Regions from separate parts of the Homo sapiens genome. Here regions 1 and 3 are each linked to region 2. Evidence: read pairs that join two places in POLR2A ChIA-PET (ENCODE). Cell type or tissue: HepG2. All regions are shown on one strand.

Region 1 (8,000 bases), 62 kb before region 2:
ACAACTTTGAGTCAAGTAATATGGTACCATATATTAAGATTAACAACAACCTCGGCAATCCCAGTTTGGGGTATGTTCCCAAAAGAAATGAAAGCACCAGGATATAAGGATGCATGGACTAGAAAGTTATTGTAGCAACATTGTAATAACTAAGTTCTAAAAACAGCCTGAAGCTCCATCAGTAGGGATATGGTTACATATATTTATTATATTCTTATGGAATATTAGACATAAAAAGTAACGAGTAACATAGAAGAGACAGTGTATATATGTTACGTTTGTACAAACTTAGGGAAAGATATAGATCACCCTACCTAGAGAAGTCAGATTGGAGACGGGTGGGAAAAACCTTGAACTTTCTCCTTATATCCTTTATATTGTTTGACTGATTAAAATGTATTTGTTGCATCTGCTTGAAGGCAATGTAAAATAAAATAAACATACATTTAAAAATAAAAATAAAATTTATTCCTATCACTTTTGTAATAAAGCTGGGCACAGTGACTAACACTTGTAATCCTAGCACTTTGGGAGGCAGAGACAGGCAGATCACCTGAGGTCAGGGGTTTGAGACCAGCCTGGCCAACATTGTGAAACCCCATCTCTACTAAAAATACAAAAATCAGCCAGGCATAGTGGTGCGTACCTGTAATCCCACGCTACCCGGGAGGCTGAGGCGCTGGAACCCAGGAGGCAGAGGCTGCAGTGAGCTGAGATTGCGGCACTGCAAGCCAGCCTGGGTAACAGCGAGACTCCATCTCAAAAAAAAATTTGAAAAAAGAAAAATTTTAATAAACAGTGTTTAAGAGGGGAGAAATATTTAGTTAAAAGATAAGCCCATTTAAGAAATAGTTTCACTTGACCCGGAAGGCGGAGCTTGCAGTGAGCCGAGATCGCACCACTGCACTCCAGCCTGGGCGACAGAGCGAGACTCTGTCTCAAAAAAAAAAAAAAAGAAAGAAAGAAAGAAAGAAATAGTTTCACTTGAACCATATTATGATTCCTTCTGTAAAAGATGAGAGTAGGCAAATTGACTCAGTGAAATCCCAGCAAAACTTACACAAAGTCTTGTTCTTCCTTCCTGTCATCTGTATAGGATGAAATACAGAGTGCTTTTGGGTTTTGTTGTTGTTTGTTGTTGTGTATTTGAGGGGAACACAGGTCTATAATTCCTTTTCTGAAATCCCTGGAACAAAATGGGCTTTGCCATTCAAATTAGTTTAGAAGTTATAAAGGCAAAAAAATGCATATACTCTAAAGTTCAACCCCATCATGGCCTAAGGCAGAGCCCTGTAATCAAATTCATCAATATATCTGCAGCAAAACATTTATTCAAATTAAGTGGGATAAATAAAGACTTTTAAATAGTCTCATCTCAGTGCCGTTCAGGGTTGGCCACTGTGGAAGACAGACTCAAGGGTGGCCTTCTATGATTCCTGCCTCTTGGTGTTCACACCCTCGTAAAATTCCTTGTCTTTGAGTGTGAGCAGGGCTTATGAATTGCTTCTGACCAATAGGATATGGCAAAGATGATGGGATATAATTTCTATGATTACGTTTCATTATGTAAGACTCCATCTTGCTGGCAGATTTTCTCTAAAGAGTCTGTCTCCTGAGCTCTCTCTGAAGAAATAACTGGCCATGTTAGAAGCCCATGTGCAAAGAGCTGAGGGGTGGCCTGTAGAAGCTGTGGGCAACCTCCAGCCAACAGCCAGAAATAACCAGGGCCAAAGTCCTGCAACCATCAGGAAAGAAATTCTGCCTGCTACCTCAGTGAGCTTGGAAGTGGATTCTTCCTTAGCCTAGCCTCCAGATAAGAACACAGCCTGACCAACACCTTAACTGCAGCCTTATCAGACCCTAAGCAGCAGGCCCAACTAAGCTGTGCCCAGATTCCTGAACCACAAAAATTGAGATAACATATCAGTGTTGTATTAAGGTTCTAAATTATGGTAATTTGTTTGTACTAATAGATAACTAATATAACCACCAAATCATTTCAGGTTAGGCCAGATTTTTGTAGCCAAATGAATCATGATAAAACTTTCCATTTTCAGGGGTTTTTTTGATTTTGTACTTACGGATACAAATTTGTGAAAGTATAGTCAGCACTGATTTAAAAAATCAAGGGAGCAGGAAACTCAGTAAATGGTTCTAACATTTTGGAATCTGTAAATTGGTTGTAACATTTGTCATCTGTGTTATCTAAGTCAAGTTCCTAAAATATGTGAATGATAGGTTATCATACTCACCTACTTTTCTTGCATTGCTCTAAGAGTTGGCTGAGCTATTGATAATAAACACTATGATCAGATCTAATACCATGATGTGCTATTATGATCATGTGTCAGTCACAGGGCTAAGCACTTTGTACATGTTGATGCATTTAATTTTGATGATAACTCAATGAAGTAGGAGCTGTTAATATTTTCATTTTTCAGAGGGGGAAACCAAGTCACTTGGAGTAACATGGCTAATAAGTGAAAGAATAAGAATTTGAAAGGTTTGCACAGATAACCAGAATGCAATGCTCATCACATTCACTGAGCAGTGAATCATACTAACTAGAGAAAGTATGAAAGCTCTACTGAAATTAACTAAACAACCTCTCTGGCTGTGAGCCTGCCAAGGGACAGGTGGTAAACTTGGTTACTGCATAAGGCCCCTTCTATCCACAGTATTCAGGAATTCTTTAGTGAACATACCTTGATGACTCCTTAACATTTTCTTCACATCGAAGTAAAGCTTGGAAACATTGCACATAGTATGAAGTTCCAAGGAGACAGCCTCTGATGTTTCCAGCTTCACAGCCCAACTCCTAGAATAAGCAGAGGCGAGAGATTTCTTCAGAGGTGCATTCCATTCATTTCTATATACGCACACCCCTCCCCTCCTGCATTCAAACAGGACTTACCTGCTCAAAGTGTCATTCACATTCTATAAAGAAACAAAAAGAAAAGGTGAGCATGGGAACATCGGTATTTCATGGGGCTTGTCATGCAGGGCTATTCTTCTTTGCTTTACCCGAAGAAGTAAAGAGAGTTACCCTAGTCTTAGTCTTAGATATTGATGGATACTCAAACAAAGTAATTCCCACCAGTCTTAGGTATTGATGGATACCCAGATGGAATAATTCCTACCAGCTTCTGGGAGATTCAGCATGGCAGGATGTTTATCAACATTTGCATCTATTCTCATCCTTGCTGAAGTCTGAGGGCCAGGAGCTTTGTCCATGCTCCCTCTGTAAGGACTAGCTTTTGGTGATCGGATTTCCTTCACAGTGAGCCCAGATTAGAGAACACTTATCATAAAGGTCCTTAGTGGTGAATCTGTGCACAGCCCTGAGACTGGGCCACTGCCACTAAGATGGTGGTAGCAGGTATCACACAGTGGTAAAGCAATCATGCTATACACTCAGCCTTACAGTATAGTCACCAATCCTGTTAGTTAGAACCAGAATTAATGGCTCCAGATGTTTATCTTCCTACAGATAAAGCTGTAGATTGTACCATAACAGCTCTGGAGCAAGGGTTCTACAAGCAAATCAGGGAAAAGGTTATCACTCATTTTGGCTGCCCCACTTCATCACCCATCAGTCACCTAGTGGAGTATTTCAGGAGAGAGTCAACAACCAGGGTTCTCTGCACATGGGCCAAGGAGGCAAACAGTGGTAAATGTTATCCCGTGGTTTCATTTGGCCAAGCTGTGTTCCCTCAGAAGTTTATTTTTCTAATTGACATAAAGGTACCCTATAAATTAGTGAAGGCCAGCCTGATGGCACTGATGTACATCTAAAAGAAACATTACTTTATCTTCCCATGCTTCCTTACCATTCTCCTTTAATAGCACTATAACATACCTTTTTTCCCTACTCCAAGTACACAGCCTCACCTGCAGCAATTTCTGGGCTGAGCCCTGACATTTTTCCTCCAGTTCCAGGATGTGGCTCTTGAGTTCATTGCTCTTCAGCCCCAGACCAGCCTCATAGTCCCTCAGTCTACTCAGAGTCTGTTGTTCTTCTTTCTCCAGCCTCCAGAGATAAGACTTCTCTTCCTCATGTAGGAAACACTGGAGATTCTTAAAGTCAGACCGGATTTTTTGTCTCTGAATCTGTACCTTCTCCTGGAGTCAAGAAAGTATGGTCAAAAGGTGGAAGTAAACCAAATGTCCATCTATGGATGAATGGATAAACAAGAATGAAAGTCTGACACACGCTACTACATGACAAGCCTTGAAGACATTCAAGCAAAATAAGCCAGAAACAAAAGGGCAAATATTGTAAGACTTTGCTTATACAAGGCATCTGGAGTAGTTAAGTTCATAGAGACAGAAAGTAAAATAGTGGTTACAAGGTGTTGGCAAGACCAGAAAATGGACAGTTATTGTTTAATGGGTAGTGAGTTTCAGTTTAGAAGATGAAAGATGAAACTGAGTTGCAGTTTGGAGATGGGAATGGTGATGGTTGCACAACAATGTAACAATGTAAAAGCACTTAATTCTACTGAACTATATACTTAAAAGTGGTTAAATGCTTAAGTGTTATATATATTTTCACACAAACACACACACACACACAATCAGCCACTGGGACATTATTTTCTCATGAGTCACTGAAGCTGGAAGAATGTCCCCAGTTTCCTGCTGCAGAGTCATGTGTGGGAGGCAGGCACTCAGATGTGGAAGAGGTTGCCTCAGATTCCTTATAGTCACCCAATTAATTTTCTTGTTCTTCAGCCAAGACACAGGAGAAAGCTGGGTTAGGAGTGCTAGATAATTTAATTGTGAAACTAGGGCCAAGTTCAAACACTTTATCAGTTACAAGGATAAAAAGAGGTTTTTACTTATGATTTAAGAAGTTAGATTTCTGAGTTGGAGCGATTTTCTTGAAGTAAAAGCTTATAATGAACATCACCCAGACTGGATTTTAAGACAACCAGGCTGGTAAGAGGGTCCATAATTCTTGGCAGGGGGAGCTTTGAGTGTGACAGGCATTTATTATGGTTAACTGAGAAATACTGTTCTACTACCCTAGGGTCATCTTAAGCATTCCTATGTGTAAGACTGACAGAAATCAAGTGAAACTCTCATCTGAGGAGATGTAAAGTTGCAATTTCCATTAGTGCTGTCTAAATTAATGCAGTGGGAGTGTGTATTCAGGGCAATTTGAATCTATGTTCTTGGATTGCAGTCTTCAAACTTGGCCCAAATAAACTCTCTACTTATCTTAAAAAAATAAAAATTAAAAAATAAAAATAAATTCATACAGTGTTTTGATGACTATGATATAGAAGAAGGGTCTTTGACTTAGGATGAGGTGGAATTTTTGTGTAGGAGACAGGTGCAGCTTTAACTCTTGTATAGACGGGTTTTCATATATGTTAGTTACAATCAAGGTCTTCCCCATTGCCCAAGATCCTAGAAATGGGGGAAGTAAGAGTGTACTCAGGAGCTCAAGAGCAACATCCACAAACAAAGATCAGGGTAGAGGTTAGAGAGGACTCCTGAAAGAGAGAAAATTGGTAATCAGCTTGTGGGATTTTACTGCAAGCTAGTGAATTATATAAATATAAAGATTGGTGCAAAAGTAATTGTGGTTTTTGCCTTTACTTTAATGGCAAAGACCGCAATTACTTTTGCACAAACCTAAATATTTCCATAAAAGAATGTGGCTCTGATAATGTGGAGGTTAGTCAGCCACGGAAATAATCTGAAAGTTTGTAGTTGCAAGTGTGTAGGTTGTTGCATTACTTGTGATGTACTTATAAATCAAGTATAGGCCGGGTGCAGTGGCTCACGCCTGTAATCCCAGCACTTTGGGAGGCTGAGGTGGGTGAATCACGAGGTCAGGAGATCAAGACCATCCTGGCCAACATGGTGAAACCCCGTCTCTACTAAAATACAAAAAATTAGCCAGGCATGGTAGCACATGCCTGTAATCCCAGCTACTCAAGAGGCTGAGGCAGGGGAATTGCTTGAACCCGGGAGGTGGACATTGCAGTGAGCTGAGATCGCACCACTACACTCCAGCAAGACTCCATCTCAAAAAATAGTAATAATTTAAAAATAAATAAATAAATAAAGTATATTTCTTTCATCAGCTTCATGAGCTAGAGTAGTATGAATTTCAATCTGGAGTGATCCTGTTTTCTAAGTGTTCACAAAGCTTGGTTTCTGTACCTGTAAAGTTGAGAGCCAGATGCTCCACTGTGGTAAAAGTGCCAGGGTAATGAGTTGAGGCCTGCAAACCAGGTTTATTTTGACGTATTTAAAGTTTGAGACCCACTCGATGCTTTTTCTAGGTAAATAGTCATACTAATTCTGCTTCTTCTGACTGAAGTATCAGGAATCCCAGCCAACTACAGTTTAAAGATGGAAAGATTGGTGCTAAATACTCATGGATGTAAACCTGGAACCAGGGGCATAAGTACAAATAATGGTTTCTTCCTTGGGTTTCATTTTTTCAATCTGGTTTAGTGAGAATAAATCCTCATTGTGCTTTTCCTCAATCATCCCCTATGCCTAAGCTCTAGAATGGAAAATAGCTTGAGATCAATGAAGTCAGATTCTTACTTTCCATTTAGTTATTCGCATTGCTGTGGACAGCTTCTGCTCCGTACATCTGTCTTCAAGTTGCTTCAGTTTTGTCACAGCTTTCTGGAGCTTTTCCTGAAGGAAAAATTTGATAAGTGAAGCCTATTCAATTTGACTCTTCATTAGGGACCTAGGGGGAATCCCAATCTTCTAAGATATATTTGAATAATAGTGAATATTTATAGAGTCCTCATTGTTTTTTGCTAGAGAGCATGCTAAAGGCTATATGTGCAGGAACATACTGATCCCCTTGGCAACCCTGAATAGTTGGTAGGATTTTAAACTTCATTTCTGTGCTGTAGAAAATGAGACTAAGAAAGGGGTAAAATAACTTGCCCAAAGGGCTATGACTGCCAGGTGGTGGAGCAACAATTGCAATCTCATCTGCTGACCCAGAGCCTGAGCTATGTCCACCACTAGAGTCCTGCCAGGAAAAAGTTGGATATAGAACAAGGTAATCATCATCTAAAAGATTTTGTAAAACAACATGCTGAACCAAGCAAAACCAATACCAGTGTTTGGCACACATGAAATTTTGTGTCTTATGAGTCAGGAAAAATCAGGATGCCAGCTGGTTATTAGAAACAGTTCATGGAAGAGGGGAATTCTGGTATCTTTTGAACAATGGTATCATGAATCCAATTTAAAATGATTTAGTATTCATGTCAAGCTTTTAGCTTATTCTTCAAAACAGTTTCTCATATTTCTATTGAAAGTGATTTGAAGCTGACCCAAATTGCTAATTGTAGTCAATGCTGAAAGAATTGTCTCCTGTCCTCTGTAAACCCAACAAGTATACTCATTCATTCTCGAGTGTTCTCAGGAAAAGGTTCTATGTAACTGTTTTAGCAAAAGATGACATTGTCCTTACTATATGCCAAGTGCTATTCTATGCATTCTATATTTTAATGTCCTCAAAGCTTATAACCACCTCCTGTGTATGTGTTTTAGGGAGGGAGGACACTGCTATTATCCCCATTTACAGATGGAGAAACCAAGGTGTGAAGACATTAAGTAACGTGCCCAAAATTGCCCATCTAGTAAGTGACAAAACTCAATTTCAACATAAGCTGGTTCCTTTTCTTACTACTTGGTGGAAAAGTAATTCAAATGGGAATATGATCATCGCAGTTATTAGCTGCTCCATGGAGTTTAAGGAAGAGCTGCCATGAGCTGAGTGGTGGTCATGATTGACATGTCCTTAGAAGGACTTAGAGCCTTCATACAAGACCACCTCTGCCTCATGGAGGACAGAATAAGGAGCCTGACACTGGAGACAACATTTTCCTCAAATTTAGGCAGGACAGAGAAGGAAAAAGGACATCAGGACTATGCCCATTCCTCCATGCTGCCAACAGCAAAGTCCCACCTTCCTTAATATGCTTTCTGGCAAGAAATCTGGATGGTAC
Region 2 (8,000 bases):
GGTTGTAGTGATAGTTGTCAACAGCCAATACAGAAACAAAAAAAAACAAAACAAACAGCAACAACAACAACAAAAAAAAACAGAGAAGACACAAACACAATGCCACAATGCCATTTTAGGCATAATTTTAAATGAGTAATATTATATGTTGAAATCCAAATTTTCAGAAAAACATTAGTGTATTTTATTTTTGTTTAAAGAAATAACCATCTCAACTCAGAACCCCATGTGCATTTTGGCCATTTTGTTTCCAATAGTTTCATAAACTTTCTTAAGTAACTACTGCACATTGTTCCTTATATTCCTTGTGATCAACATTGCAATACACAACTGGGAGGGCTACTAGAACTGGTGTAGAAGGAACTTGTGAGATTGATCATTTTCTCTGTTTTTTACATCTAGGATTTTGAGTCTGGTTGGAGGAATGTCTTTTTCCTGTCTGCTGCAGTCAACATGTTTGGCCTGGTCTTTTACCTCACGTTTGGACAAGCAGAACTTCAAGACTGGGCCAAAGAGAGGACCCTTACCCGCCTCTGAGGACATAAAGTTACAAACTTAAATGTGGTACTGAGCATGAACTTTTTAAACATTTTTTACTTCTCTCCATATTCCTGACCATAGACTCAGCAGTTCTTAACTCTGGCTGTGTGTTAGTCTTCCCTGGGGAGCCTTTATAAGACACTGATACTTGGGACCCACTCCAGAGATTCTGAATGAATTGGTCTGGGGTGGAACCCAGATACTACTAATTTTTAGATACTCCTTAGAGGTTTCTAGCATGCGCCCGGGGTTGACAACAGCTGGACAAACTTGAAAAGTCAATTCATGTGGCCTTTGAATTTTCCTCATTGGAAAGTACTAAATAAATAAAAATTCATGTGAAAATGATCACTGATAAATATCTTCATGGTGGGGCAGGTTATTGGATGCAGAGAAGATCTGCTCGGAATTGTAGCCATATGTTACAGATCTCAGCACCGATCGGAACTGTAAAGCTATAATCCCCAGAATTAAAGTTTTTATTATTTTTTATACATTGTAAAACATAGACGTTTATTTATGTGATTAAATTCTATTAAAATTTACATGCTAAAATAAAATAGACCATTTTCAAATTATTTAGATCCAGATATTTCCATCAGATTAAACAGATATTTATTTATCCTAGCCCAATTGCAAGAGATTAATGATGAGAAAATGACCAATACAAGATTAAATAAATGAGGTTAACTTAGAAATCAAGGACAGAGAAGATAGAACTGGAAGGCTTGTATTGTGAGAAGAATGAATGTGAAGGAAGGCAATGTAGACACTTCCAGAAGGGATAGCAATATAGTTTAGACCATATAATGAAAATTGGAGAGAGATGACAGAGACACTTTCAAGTGAAATGACAATTTATATGGGGGAGAAAAATATTGAAGACATAACAAGATGAGAAAAGGCATAGAAATGTATCACATACAAGGCATAGAAGTGTATCACATACAAGAGAAGTTCCTTTTGAGCGTAGAAAAAGATAATTTAACCTTCTTCATATTTTTCTTACTTTCCCAAGATACTCAGATAGGCAGCGTCAACTCTAACAGGAATTAATTTGGCTCCTAACACTTAAGACATATCCTTTAGTTTGTCTCCTCACACAGAACTGATTCTGGTTTTGCCACAACATGTCTAGAGAAGAAGTTCCCACCATATTTTAAATCCTATTAAAAAACTGCTTGGACAAGAACCTTGGGTTAATTCAGCAGATGAAGAGAATCTCCTAATGCAAATCAATGGGTATTTTTGAGCAAGTTTTTCAGAAAAACAGAGTGTCAGGCCCTGAGGGTGGTACTAAGATGAGAACATTGATTTTGCCTTCATGATATTGACAACACAAAGAGGAAAGGGGGTTTGCAGAAAACTAAAAGAAGAAGTAGAAGAAAAAAGAAAGACATAGTATAATAGGTAGTCAAATTATGTACAGAAAAAAGAGAAAAAAAAAACAAAAAAGGGTGGGGGACAGACAACCCAACTAAAAAATGGGCCAATGACTTGAACAGGGACTTCATAAAAGAGAAAATGTAAGTGGCTCCTTAACATATAAAAAGATGTTCAACTTCATTAGTCATTACAGAAATGAAAATCAAAACTACAATGAAATACCACTATAAAATTAACTAATGGATAAAATGAAAGGAGATGGAAAACAAAATGTTGCCAGACATGTGGAGCAACTGGAACTTTCATACGTTACGAATGTGAACTTTGGAAAGCTGCTCGGCAATATCTCCTAAAGCTAAATGTACAATTCCAGTGACTCAAACATTTTACTTAGAAATGCACATATACATCCATAAAACATGTACAACAATGTTCATAGGAGCACTATCTGTAATAGCCTGAACAGGAAGTTGTCTGTTAAAAAAAGAATGAGTAAATAAACCACGGTCTATTTGTATAGCAATGAGAATTAACAGACCCCAATATATAATAGATGAATGGGTCTCATAAGCACAATATTGATTAAAGGAAGACAAAACGCACATTCTTTTAAAGGTTTATAAAATACTTTTTAAAAACAGCTACAACCAATCTGTCCTGTTAAAAATCAGTGAGCGATTTCCCTTGTGCAGGGATGGGGGTTGTGGCTGGATGGATGGTACTTAAGAAGTGCTCCTGGGGTACTAGAAATATTTTATTTCTTGACTTGGATGTGTGTTTACTTTGTGAATATTGTACATTTATGATTTGTGCACGTTTATGAATGTAGAAAATAAAACAGAAAGCAAATTCAAAGTATCATCCTTTTGAGAGCTTCTGCTCTGACTTCGTTTTGACCAATGGAGCAGTTGGGAAGGGGTCTTGGTCCTTCGGTCCTTTGCTTTTTTTTTTTTTTTTTTTTTTTTTAGACAGAGTCTTACTCTGTCGCCCGGGCTGGAGTGCAGTGGCTCGATCTTAGCTCACTGAAAGCTTTGCCTCCCGGGTTCATGCCATTCTCCTGCCTCAGCCTCCCCAGTAGCTGGGACTACAGGCACCTGCCACCATGCCCGGCTAATTTTTTGTATTTTTTAGTAGAGACGGGGTTTCACCATGTTAGCCAGGATGGTCTCGATCTCCTGACCTCGTGATCCGCCCACCTGAGCCTCCCAAAGTGCTGGGATTACAGGTGTGAGCCACCGCGCCCGGCCCCTGGTCCTCTGCTTTCATGTTCTTCTTGGTCCTGTTCCTCCTCCTCTTTTGTTGGAACTTCCAGTATCAGAGCAGGAAGGAAGGCAATGGGTCAATCGATGCTGTCAGCTTTTGGATCAAACTGCAAGTTCTCAAACAGCAAAATTAATGAGCTCAGGCTTTGAAGAAACCATGACCCTGAAAGCATCAGTTGCTTCCAATTGCATCAGTTGCCACGGGTGATAAGAACAATGATGACTCAGAATGCCTAGGTTTTCCCAGCAGCTTCTCTGAGGTTTTCCCAGCAGCTTCTCTGATTGATTCCTGACAGATGACTTCGGTGTGTCAGACTTTCAGGGTATCTTTCCTTATGTGATGGTTTGAGGAAGAGTTACCATTCACATTCCTAATGGCTTCAGAATAGATGCAATTGTGAACTGATAGGAAACATTTCTAATTCATCTCCCCTCCCCATCCCTAAAGGATTGTTTCTAACAATAGTCATGAAAATTAATTCACTTTTCTCAAATAGTTTATTGTCATCTACCTAATGATGAGATGACTTACTTTTTCTCCTTGACTGTTAAATATTATGAATTATATTAATGTATTTCTTAATGTTGAGCTTTCCCTTGAATATTCTTTTGATGTACGACAGAATTTGATTCACTAATAGTTTATTTAGGACTTTGGCTGATGTACTGATATATGAGATTGGCTCTGTATGCATACATGTGTTTTGTGTATCTTTTTTGTGTCTGGATATGGAGCTTATGCTGATTTCAAAAACAAGAAAGGAGAACTTTCCTTTTTCCCCATTACTCTGAAAAAGATTGACTAGAATGGAATTTTTATAATTGCTGTTGTTATTTGAAAGCTTGAAAGCATTGGTTTGTAAAAATCATGCAGGCTGAAAGCCATTTTGAGGAGACTTTGATAACTTTCTCAATTTCCTTCAGTTACTGGTCTTTTAAGGGGTTTTATATTTTTCTTTGATCAATTTTGACCATTTATGTTATCTTGGAGGATCATCTATTTTACACACTATTTAAAGTATATTTGCAAAAATTCAACTGTTTTATCAGGCTATCTTTTTAATAATATATTCATTTTATCTATATCTGAGGTTTTAGCTTCTTTGTACTTCTGACCCAATTGCATGTGTGCTTTCTTTCTCCTTCATTAGACTACTTAGTCATTTACTAATTTTAAGAATAGCTTGTCTTTTATTTATTTACTTATTTATTTTTGAGACGGAGTCTCACTCTGTCACCCAGGCTGGAGTGCAGTGGCGCGATCTCGGCTCACTGCAACCTCCGCCTCCCGGGTTCAAGTGATTCTCCTGCCTCAGACTCCCGAGTAGCTGGGATTACAGTCATGCACCACCATGTCTGGCTAATTTCTGTATTTTTAATAGAGATGGGGTTTTGCTATGTTGGCCAAGCTGGTCTCAAACTCCTGACCTTAGATGATCTACCCACCTTGGCCTCCCAAAGTGCTGGGATTACAGGCATGAGCCACTGCGCCCAGCCCTGCTTGTCTTTTTATTTTATATTTGATTAGCTTTATCTTTTATCAAGCTTATGTCCTATTTCCCTTTGCTTTACTTCATATAAATTTTGTTTTGGATAGTTTATTTATTTTTCATTTAATTATGAAACAGGTTAAAGCTTAGAGGAAAATTGCTCCTCTAAGTCCAATTTTGTGGGCAGATTACATTTTGCTGTGTTGTGCTCCCAAATTCATTGTTCTTTTAATGCTTTATTTCTCAAGTTAATAACCTATATAGTAAAAAAGTGGCTGTTGACTCTCAGCTTTTTTTTTTTTTTTTTTTTTTTGTAGATACAGGGATCTTGCTGTGTTGCTCAGGCTGGTCTGAAACTGCTGGCTTCAAGGGATCCTCCTGCCTTGGTCTCACAAAATGCTGGGATGACAGACATGAGACACCATGCCTAGCCATGTCTCTCTCCTTATATATAATAAGAAAACAGACACACTGAGGCATCCTATCATCTCACTCTTGGTTTCACTACTGTTCTCTGGAAGTTTTGCTCTGACCTTTTGCAGTTAATGTATTAATTTTGCATTGAGTAGTTTCCATAGAAGAATTATAGCATTTGCATTCTGTTGGGTATTATACTTTTCACTGTTATTTGAACATAATTTGAGGGCTGAAACCAAGATGAGGCAAGTGAGGTGCCCAGGAAGCAATATTTAAGGAGGCATCCTTTCTTAGGCTCATGCAAGAACAGAATTGGCACATGAGAGTGAGTGCCTCCTTAATTTTGAGTGCTGGACACTTCTTGCTCACTTAGCATACCCCTGGACAATGAAGTGTTTTTTGTTTTGTTTTTTCATGTCCATCCTTTATCCTTCTTCATCTCAAAACATTTCAATGGAGTATTTTTTTGGAGCAGTACTTGGATGAGCCTCTGAGTCCCACAGTAGCTGAGAATTTATTTCATAGTACTCTTTATGATCACTGTGGAGCCTTAAAACATTGTAATATTAACTTAGCTGGGAACAGAAATTTTGTTCCACAATTTGTCTTATTCAGAACAGTATTGACTTCCTGCTAGTCTCTTCTGATGTCCAATATGAGGAAGTCTAGTTAGCCAGCTACTTTTTGTAGGAGAGCTATGTTTAGGCTAGGTGCTATAGGATTCTCTTTATCCTGGAATTCCTTCACCAAGATGTGCCAAGGTGTTAATCATTTTCTCTTGCTTTTTGGCTGGTGGTCTTAGAGTTTCCTTCGATTTTGTTTTATTTAGTGATTGTCCTCAATTTGTTTTCTTTACTAAGAATCTCTCTTCTATTTATCTGTATGGTAAAACCTTGTTGCCCATCTTTCTGGTTTCTGCTGACTTTCATTTTTGGACCTTTTACTTTGCTTTCTCCATGGACTTTTTGGTAGTGGAGGCAGGCAAACACTTTCCAAAGTCTTTCTCAATTTCCATCAATTTCAACTTATTTCCTAAAATTGCCTCAGAATGTGCCTATGTCCACAATATCCCTCCTTCCACTTTAGAAAGGAAAGGCATCCACACTTTATTTAGGTGCAATGCCTGAAGTGTAAACACTTTCTGGTTGTCAACAAAGGAGTACTTCCAAATATTGGTTTGGGGATAACCTGCTAATGATTAACACATTCACCTTGGCTCTTGGTTTGCCTGCTCCCTCTTCTTTTATCTGCTGTGTGTATTTTTTTTAATCACTGAGAATATGCACAGTATTGTATGTTTTATTATAAGAGAGGACTGGCCAGAGTGGGAATGTTCTGAATTCAGAATAACTGAAGCAGTACAGGATAGGAACTCATTCTTTCAAATGAAGCTGGCATATTTTCCCAGAGCACCAAATTTCAATATATATTTAAAAAACTTGATATGAATGATACAATAAAGTGGTTAGAACTTTTATTAAAATAAACTTATGTCATGAAATACTTATTCTAATTATAGTCACTCTTCATCTTATTTCATCTTATAACATGTTTAATGTTTTCTTTTATTTACAAAACAATTTATTTTTTGATGAAAAGTTTTAGAAATCAAGTTAAAAATATTCAAAGGAATGCCTAAAGTTTTCAAAATTCTTTTACATGTTGTACAATCAAAAGAGTCTGAAGACCATTTAGCTATCCAAATTGTTTATTTTTAAGCAGTATCCCTTCTAATATTTACTATTTATAATCCTTAAAAATTTGCCTTAGCACAGGAGAATTGCTTGAACCCAGGAGACGGAGGTTGCAGTGAGCCAACACAGTGCCACTGCCCTCCAGCCTCGGCGACAGAGTGAGACTCTGTCTCAAAAAAAAAAAAAAAAAAAAAAAAAAAAGGCCAAAAACAAATAAACAAACAAAAAAATCCGCCTTAACATTATTTGTTCATTAAAAACTTTCTTTAATACTACTAGTTTCCCTTTCCTCTCAGCCCATTGTCATATTTTGATTTTTATCACTTGCTTTGTAGGACATATGAGGTTTTTGTTTTTTTTTTTTTTTGGAGATGCAGTCTCCCTCTGTTGCCCGTGCTGGAGTGCAATGGCGCAATCTTGGCTCACTGCAACCTCTGCCTCCTGGGTTCAAGCAATTCTCCTGCCTCAGCCTTCCAAGTAGCTGGGATTACAGGCACCCACTACCACGCCTGGCTAATTTTTGTATTTCTGGTAGAGACGGGGTTTCACCATGTTGGCCAGGCTGGTCTCGAACTCCTGACCTCAAGTGATCCACAATCCTTGGCCTCCCAAAGTGCTATGATTACAAGCATGAGCCACCTGCCCAGCCAGAATATATGTTCATTTTGAGTCCTTTAACAAAGTCATAAGAATTTTAGGAATTCAGTTACTTTCTTGAGAAAATCTCTGAAAAGATGCCAATAATTTGTAGCCAATTATATTGATTTCTCTTTTTCATATTGAGAATTGTTTTTTAAAAAGTTTGTATGTGTGAAGATTTTTGCACTGTAGTTAAAGAAACCACCTGTGTGTTGGTTAAGCCATAAGTACATGTATTCAAATAAATTGAGGTGGGGTTACTCTGAGAATCAAAGGAAAACCTGAAGAAACAGGCAGCCTCAAAAGGTCTTAGCTGTAGCAACTTGCTCCATTGTTGAAATAAATAGGCTTGAACTTGTATTTTCCCTCTACTCAACATTTAAGGTCTCAGAAGATAATATAATTGGTGAAATTTAAGTAAAGTGCTCACTCTTTTGCTTTAACAAACCCTAGAGAGCTGGTAGGCAGAGCCTCAACAGACCGTTTTAGCTTCCAAAGGGAGTTCAGGACACCATGATTCACGACCACAATACATCACACATAATTGAGAAAAGATAGTTCCACCAAATAAA
Region 3 (8,000 bases), 270 kb after region 2:
TTTATTATTGTTTAGTGACCTTTTATCTCTTGTACATTTTTTTGCTCTATTAAAGTTTATTTTACCTAATATTATTATAGGTGCATCCACTTTCTTTTGTAGTATTTGCTTCATCTAGCTATTTTTATCCATTTACATTCATCATCTTGCATGTTTTAGATGGTATCCATAGAATATTTAGCTATTTTTACTTATCATAATTACTGATATATTTGGATTTATTTCATGTTATTTTTCCTGCCTTCTGTATGCTTATTTTTCCCTTCTGTCCTCTCTGCTTTTTGCTTGATAAAGATTTTTCATTCTCATTTTTCCTATTTATTAACTTGGAAATTATGTATTCATCTTCTGTTTCAGTTTTTTTAATCCTAGAGATATCAACATGCATACATGACTTTTAAAGTAAAAATTAATACATTTACAGCCCTTGCACATAACGTTAAAACCTTAGGATATTTTAGAACTGTCCACCCCATCCCATCTTACATACTATTGTTATTATGTATTTTAAGTGTATTTTAAATCCACAAAATATTGCCATTATTTTTTCATCTAGTAATATTTGTTTAGATTTTCCCATATATTTGTCATTGTTTTTGCTCATCTAATTCTTCTTGCATTTCAGAAATTCCATCTGGGATTACTCTTATTCTTCTGAAAGTGCATCCTTTAAAATCCTCTTTATTCGAGGCCTGTTGGAGGAAAAGTCATCATCTGTCTGAAAATGTCTTTATTTCACCTTTGCTCTTGACAAAAAACGTTGCCAGATATTGATTTTTGTGTTGACAGCTACTTTCTCTTAGAATGCTGAGATTATCTTTCCCTCAGGACCTTCTGAATGCCTTCGCTGCTGTTGAGAAGTCAGCTGTTTGTCTGTATGTAATTCCCTTGCAGGTCTCCGTTGTTTTGCTCTGGCTGCTTTAAGGATTTTTCTCTGTCTTTGGAGTTCTGTGGTTTTAGTACAATATGTCTAGAGATTTTTTTTATCCTGCTTAAAATTCATGGGGCTACTTGAATCTGTGATTTGATATCTCTCATTAGCTCTAGAAAAGTCTCAGCCATTTATTCTTTAATTTCTCTCTCTCTCCACTCCTTCCCTCCCCCTAACCATCTCTCTCCGCTTTTCTCCTGTGATTCTAATTAGAAATATATTAATCCTTCTCACTCTAAGTCTCCTCCTCATCATTACTATTCATATTTTCTGCCACTTTGTTTCTTTGTGCTGCATATTGCATAATTTTTTCAGATCCATCTTTTAATTCACTGATGCTCAGTGCAGCTATATTTAATCAATTGTTAAAGTCATCATTTAAGTTTTTAACATTATATATTTTGTTCTTTTTAAAATATGTTTGATTACGTCTCGTAGTTTCTTGTTCTCTCCTATTTTCCATCTTTTATTGATTTAAACTGATTAAAAATAACTATTGAACATTCTATTTTTTATTTTTCCCATCTCTGAAGTCTGATTCTACTGTGTGTTATTCCTGCTAGATCTCACTAATAGTGACTTATTTTCTTATGTTATTTTTATAATTTTGACTGTATACATTCATAAGTCTTGGAACTTTTTCTATGGAAATACTTTAAAGCCTAGGCTGAAGGTGAATTTCTCCAGAGAGGATTTGCATTTGCTTATACCAGATGTCTATGGCATTATCTGCCCAAGGTAACTTTAAACTAAATTCATAGACTGAGGTTTTTTTGTTTTGCTTTGTTTAACAGCCAGTTAGAATGAATTCAGACAGCAAACATGTATGAGGGCCAATTTGTGGTTAGGAATTCTTAAGTTAGATGATTTTTCTCTTCCATCTGCACCTCAGTTTGAAATAGATACTTTTTAATGAAGTCACTTGGGCTTTATTATTTCTAGATTCCACTAACATTGACGGGACTCCTCCTTAGGCTTTCTCTCTTAATGCTGTGAAATTTGAAGGAAAATTCACCTTATTTGCTAAATATTTTCAAAGCAGAAACTAGATCCAGCCTACACTTACCTCTCTGCATTTCTGTTTTCACTTAGCTGAGACCCTTAGTATCTTTTACTAAATGGTCCATGCATCAGAGCACTTTTAAGAGTTTGAAAATAGTCTATCCAACATTTTCAGTTTTTCTTCAGTGGCTGGGTGCGATGGTTAATACGGAGTGTCAACTTGATTGGATCGAAGGATGCAAAGTATTGATCCTGGATGTGTCTCTGAGGGTGTTGCCAAAGGAGATTAACATTTGAGTCAGTGGGCTGGGAAAGGCAGACCCACCATTAATCTGGGTGAGCACCGTCTAATCAGCTGCCAGTGTGGCCAGAATATAAAAACAGGTAGAAAAATGTGAAAAGGCTAGATTGGCTTAGCCTCCCAGTTTACATCTTTCTCCTGTGCTGGATGGTTACTGCCCTCGAACACTGGACTCCAAGTTCTTCAGCTTTGGGACTCAGACTGGCTTCATTGCTCCTCAGCTTGCAGACAGCCTATTGTGGGACATCATGATCTCGTGAGTTAATACTACTTAATAAACTCCCCTTTATATATATATGTGTGTGTGTGTGTGTGTGTGTGTGTGTGTGTGTGTGTGTATCTTATTGGTTCTGTCCCTTTAGAGAACCTAGACTAATACAGTGGGTGAGCAGCATACTTCATCCACCACATCGTTAGAGATCATTGAGTTCTTAATGTCAAGACTCCTTTTAAAAATTTCAATTTTTCTGTGTAGATGCTAAATTAAAAAGTGTGAAACTTTATTTTTTGTAAATCTCAATCATTACAGTGATGAACAGGTTTGGTGTGGTTTCTTTCCTTCTCTCTTTCTTTCTTTCTTTGTCCTTTCTTTCCTTCTTTCTTTTTCTTTCCTTTTCTTTCGTCTTTCTGTCTTTCTTTCATCCTTCTGTCTTTTTTTTGTCTTTCTGTCCTTCTTTCGTTTCTTTTTTCAACACCGTAAAGTTCTTCTACCCATGGTATTCTTTTTGAGAATAAAGTAGAAGCCTGAGGCTAAAGACACAACAAAGGAGAAGAAAGTGATTTATAAAATTTGCTTATCACACATGCTTATTAAAGTATGTATAATCGTGTGTGCATAATTATAATGTCTTATCTTTGTCAGTCTTGGAATTTCAGAGATATTATTATTATAGGCTGAAACATTTTCTGCAAACCTTTGAAGACTTGAATAAAGCCAGCTGGTGAATTACAATGCAGGACGGAATAAGCACAAATTTACCAGATAATCTGGATATTTAATTAGCTGCTTGACTGCTGCTGATTACAAACCTCCCCCGCAATCCCCTTGGAAAGAGCTGCTCTCAATGTGCTCCACACAGTTAAGTCCTCTGAATGGGTAAAGATGGAGAAAGTTGGACTGATAGCAACTGCCATGCTAAATTCAGATGATCCACCTAAAACTTCCATCACTAGATCTGGAAAGGAGTTTTTACAGCATCTAATTCAGTGTTTTCCAAACCTTCCCTGCTCATAGTCTAATTTGGGTTAGGAGTGCTCATACAGTATAAAGATTCCTGGTTGCTAGCCAAGATCTGATGGATTAATATTCCTAGAGCAAGGGCCTGGAATCTGTATTTTAAAAAGCCATCTAGGAGATTTTAATCATCGATAAAATTTGGGAAACACTGATCTAGCATTGTTGAGAAAAACAAGACCCAGAGAGATGGGATGCCTAAGGTCACCCAGGTTTCCTGACTAGCTGTCTTGTATCCTTTTCTTTACCTCTATGGAAGGTTGTGGGGAAGGATAAAACTGACCTGTATCATCTGCCTCCAACTGCCCAGTCATGGCAGTGGGCACATGTGAGCACTTGGACAAGTTAAGAGAGCACCAAAGACATATGAGTTAGGGATTGTACTTTCCCTAATCATGAAGGATATTTTAAGGATCCTTATGAACAATCCTATGAAGGATCTTTTTAAGGATTAAACAGAACAAACTACTTCATTCTTCAAATCCTAGTGGTTACAGTGAAGGTCAACAGGATTTCACTGCGTTGCTTGTTTTCTTCCAGTTTCTACCTCATTCAAACTGGAAGTCCTTTTCACACAAAGCCTTGCCTAGTGTGATATCTCCTGGTGCACATTTAAACACCAGCCAAGGCTTATGCTTGGTAACTGGAGTTTTCTACGTAGAGAAAGGTGAGTGGCTTTAGGGCATGGTATTGTATGTATGCCTATTAATGTCTAGAGCCAGGAGTAAGTGCACAGGAGGGGTTCAAGTTTTCTGCTTGGAACTGAAGGGGACACTTCCAAGGAAAGAAAAAAGTTGGGGCATGCACAGGAGGGTTCTAGCATTCTGACCTTTTGTGCCTGATTTAAACTGGTATTTTCCCAAGAATGAATGCATTTGTGTGAAGCATTCCAAGAGTTGAGCCTCTTTTCAGAGAAAGGTTAATATTTTTCTAGGTGCCTACCCAAACTTTCATGGGAGAGTCCAACTTAATAAATTCCTCAAATAAACAGAACAAACAAAGGTTCACTTGTTTCCTGGGGAGAGCTGCCTCTGTGTTGAACAGAATGCATTTCATGAGGCTATAAGCAACTGCTGAGATGTTTGCATCTTCAGAAAGCTCAGAGATTCATCAATATTTACCTGGAGAGATTTCAAGTTGTTTTGCTGACATTATGTGGATTAATATTTCCTTGATAGAAATTTGGCAAATCCGGTTGCCGAATACCTCTATGCTAAATTTAAAAGGAATGGCAGAGTTACCCATGGGTAACAGTTTGATTCCAAACATGAACTTATCTTGTATCTAAAACCCAAGCTCTTTGGGGCTTCTATTCAGACACAGACAGAAGGAAATACAGCACAGGACTGAAAGAGGGTGCAATCTTAGAAGGAGCTCATGTTTCCAGCTTCTTCCCTTGTTTGTTTTAGGGAATCCATTAAATAACACCCCCTTTTCCCCAATTGAGAAATACAACACAGAGCTAGGTGAAAAATCAAAATACTAGCTTTATCGCTAGTAAAATCTAGAAAGGAGGATATGGCTAATATGTGAGCATCATAGGCTTCCTAATATTTTCTGATTTCTGAAAGAAATGTACCCACAAGCCTCAGGAAGAGCTGAGCAGCCACAGACATCTCCATCATAGGAAGAGGCTAAGCTTATCATGTGGTACAGAAGAGGCCAGAGTGCACCTCGGGGTAGACAGAGCTATAGAGTCAGCATACTCAGCCCCTGTTATGGACTGAATTGTGCCCCCCCCCGCGATTCATATATTGAAGTTCTAACCCCCAATATGGCTGTAGTTGGAGATAGGGCCTTGAGGAAGGTAATTAAGATTAAGTAGTGTCATAAGGATGGGGCCCTAATCTGATGGAATTGGTGTCCTTATAAGAAGAGGAAACAAGAACAGAGATAGATTCTCTCCCTGTGTGCATAGATGAAAGTTTATGTAAGTTCACAGTGGGAATGTGACTGTCTTCAAGTCAGGAAGCGAGGTCTCACCAGAAACCAACCGTGATGGCACCTTGATCATTTTAGCCCCCAGAAATGTGAGAAAATCAATTTCTGTTGACTAAGCCACCCAGTCTGTGGTATTTTGCTGTGGCAGCCCAAGCAGACTAATATAGCTCCTTTTTCTAAATTCACCAATTTATAAAATCACTAAGTTCACCAGTGGGAAGGAGAGAGGATATACACGTGCATCTGAAGAAAAATGGCAATTATTTAGTTCACATTTCCCCTTTTGGGGTATGGAATGGAAACAGCCTCCCTTTTGTGGAAATTTGAGGAGAGGAGAACAAGAATTCCTCCTTAACATGCTCCCCATGGGAATGCTGCCTCTAATTATTTCTGACAGGTGGCGTGTCCAGCCTCTGACCCAAATACCAAGGAACAAAGTCTCCTCCTCCTTAGGCATCCCACTCCACCTTTGGAGAGCTCAGGGAAAATTGCCTTCAACAAAATCTACGCCCTGCAGTGCTCCAACGTAAGCCACAGAAATCTAGGCTGAAGCTTCTCTCATTTCACAGATTTACAGACATTTAAGGATACCTGTCTCTTGCCTCCTTATTCTTCCCTTTCTTGAGTTAAACACACATGGGTCTCTTAATAGCACCGAGTGGTCCCCAGGACACTCTAGTGGGTCTCTAGCCATTGGGTCCTTCTGCGGGGGACCTTAACTCAGTACTCTAGCTCAGTCTGATTGGACAGGGATGGAGCAAGTTCTTTGTGCTACTTAGTTACTACACAACCACTGAGGCGAGACTCAGGTGTACTTGCAGCCCCGGACAGGCTGAGTAGCTTCCTTCCATGCTCTGAACATAGAGCCCTGTATGCACTGGTGCCCAGCTGAGGGCTCATAGGCCCCTGGACAAGCGTCTCAGGTAAGTAAATATTTGGTCTGTTATTCACCTCTTAGTGAATGTTCTGACATACTATTGAAAGCTCACAGAGAGTTGTCATTGGCCATAATCTCCAGGTCTCTGACCACCAAGTCACCCTACTCTATTATTGTGCCCTTCTTTTTTAAACCTAAATGTAAGACTTTGTTTGTTTGTTTTATCCTGGATACATTTTAGCGTTTTGGTTCCAGTCTGATTATAGCCCTTTCTTTCAAAGCCCCAGCTCCAAATCCCCTCACCTCCACTTTCTTATTCCATCCTCCTGCCTCCTGTCAACAGAGGATCTATTCCTAATATTTCACATTGGGTATGATGTGGGCACTAAACAATCAGAAAGGACACTAACCACAGTGCAGGGGGCTAAGGGAGAGGCCTGGGCCCCCTGCTGTATCAGGTTGTATTCCTTTTTGGGGGTTGGGGGTGGGGGCTAGATTACAGAAAGATCTAACGGGTCCTAATGGAGAGGCTGAGTTTGCTAAGCTGGTAGGGGAGGCGGCCTGCAGGTGTTCTGGACAGTGGCTATTACCAGTTGGTAAGGAACTACATCGGTATTGTATCAACTGTTGTGGGAACAGCTGATGGATCTTTTAAATCTGAGTTCTTCCTAGACTGAGGAAGCATGATGACCCTAATGCTCCTGGCAGGGAAATGGAGTTCAGAACTGTGACTTGCTCATGGTCGACAGGCAGAGAGTGGCGGACTCAGAATCTTAACTCTGATCTCCAGCTTTCACGCTCCTGCCTGTGGTCAAGTTCCCATGATTTGCCAGTGAATATGACCAGACAAGATGAAGTATAAGAGAAGTAACAGAAAATGAGCAAAAATATTTTTCCCAGAAGCCAGACACAAAGACACCTACTATGTGATTACAATGTATATGAAATTTCTAAAAAAGGCAAAACCCTGCAGACAGAAAGGAGATCTGTGGTCATAAGATGTCGGGGATATCTACTTTTTTGACTAAAAACAGGCAGGATGGAACTTTTTGGGTGACGGAAGTGTTAAAAAAAAACTGGATGGTGGTGCTTGCACAATCAGATGAATTTACTAAAATTCATCAAACTATATTTAAAGTGGGTGAATGTAATGTTATATAAACTCTACCTCAGTAAAGCTGTTGACAAGGATTTTTTTAAAAAGGAGGCCTGGCACAGTGGCTCACACCTATAATCCCAGCACTTTGGGAAGCCGAGGCGGGTGGATTGCTTAAGGTCAGGAGTTCAAGACCAGCCTGGCCAACGTGGTGAAACCCTGTCTCTACCAAAATACAAAAATTAGCTGGGCGTGGTGGTGGGCGCCTGTAATCCCAGCTACTAGGGAGGCTGAGGCAGGAGAATTGCTTGAACCCAGAAGGCAGAGGTTGCAGTGAGCCGAGATCGTGCCACTGCACTCCAGCCTGGGCGACAGAGCGAGACTCCATGTCAAATAAATAAATAAGTAAATAAATAAATAAACAAACTTTTAAAAATTAAAGAAGAAAGAAAGCATTTGCCAACATGAATTCTACTCCATTCTATTAGTACATATTGTTTCACAGTTCTCTAAGCACAGAAGTTAGGCACTTCAGGGTTGGTGTTAACTCTTTCTCACAAATGATCTCAGTTTATAGAGCCATTTTAAACGGCCAGTTTATTTCTAGCTGGTCCATAA

What was found. ChIA-PET counts read pairs that join two places held together with the same protein. Peaks named below come from ENCODE experiments on the same cell type or tissue, not always from the same donor. Only the 100,000 strongest peaks of a DNase experiment are listed, where the experiment ranks them.
Region 1: POLR2A ChIA-PET joins it to region 2 with 6 read pairs; 3 of 35 experiments call an interaction of 5 or more read pairs at or near these places.
Region 3: POLR2A ChIA-PET joins it to region 2 with 5 read pairs; 4 of 35 experiments call an interaction of 5 or more read pairs at or near these places.

The regions. Positions count from the first base shown.
Region 1 is chr6:25,967,991-25,975,990 of GRCh38, reverse strand. TRIM38 (tripartite motif containing 38) reads right to left here. Exons shown (of 8, transcript NM_006355.5): 4 at 6,571-6,666; 5 at 3,892-4,122; 6 at 2,915-2,937; 7 at 2,706-2,818. Among named protein-coding and RNA genes, the nearest start is that of TRIM38, 9.2 kb to the right of the region's middle. RefSeq lists an enhancer at 3,773-4,972. In HepG2, no CTCF peak of the experiment used is centred here; a DNase peak (open chromatin) is centred at 4,610.
Region 2 is chr6:25,905,854-25,913,853 of GRCh38, reverse strand. SLC17A2 (solute carrier family 17 member 2) reads left to right here. Exons shown (of 12, transcript NM_001286123.3): 12 at 403-1,100. The coding sequence ends at 537. Among named protein-coding and RNA genes, the nearest start is that of SLC17A2, 21 kb to the left of the region's middle. In HepG2, no CTCF peak of the experiment used is centred here; DNase peaks (open chromatin) are centred at 3,363 and 6,263; H3K4me3 peaks cover 331 bases.
Region 3 is chr6:25,638,906-25,646,905 of GRCh38, reverse strand. No RefSeq gene overlaps it. Among named protein-coding and RNA genes, the nearest start is that of SCGN, 9.3 kb to the left of the region's middle. In HepG2, no CTCF peak of the experiment used is centred here; DNase peaks (open chromatin) are centred at 785, 4,435 and 6,365; H3K4me3 peaks cover 380 bases.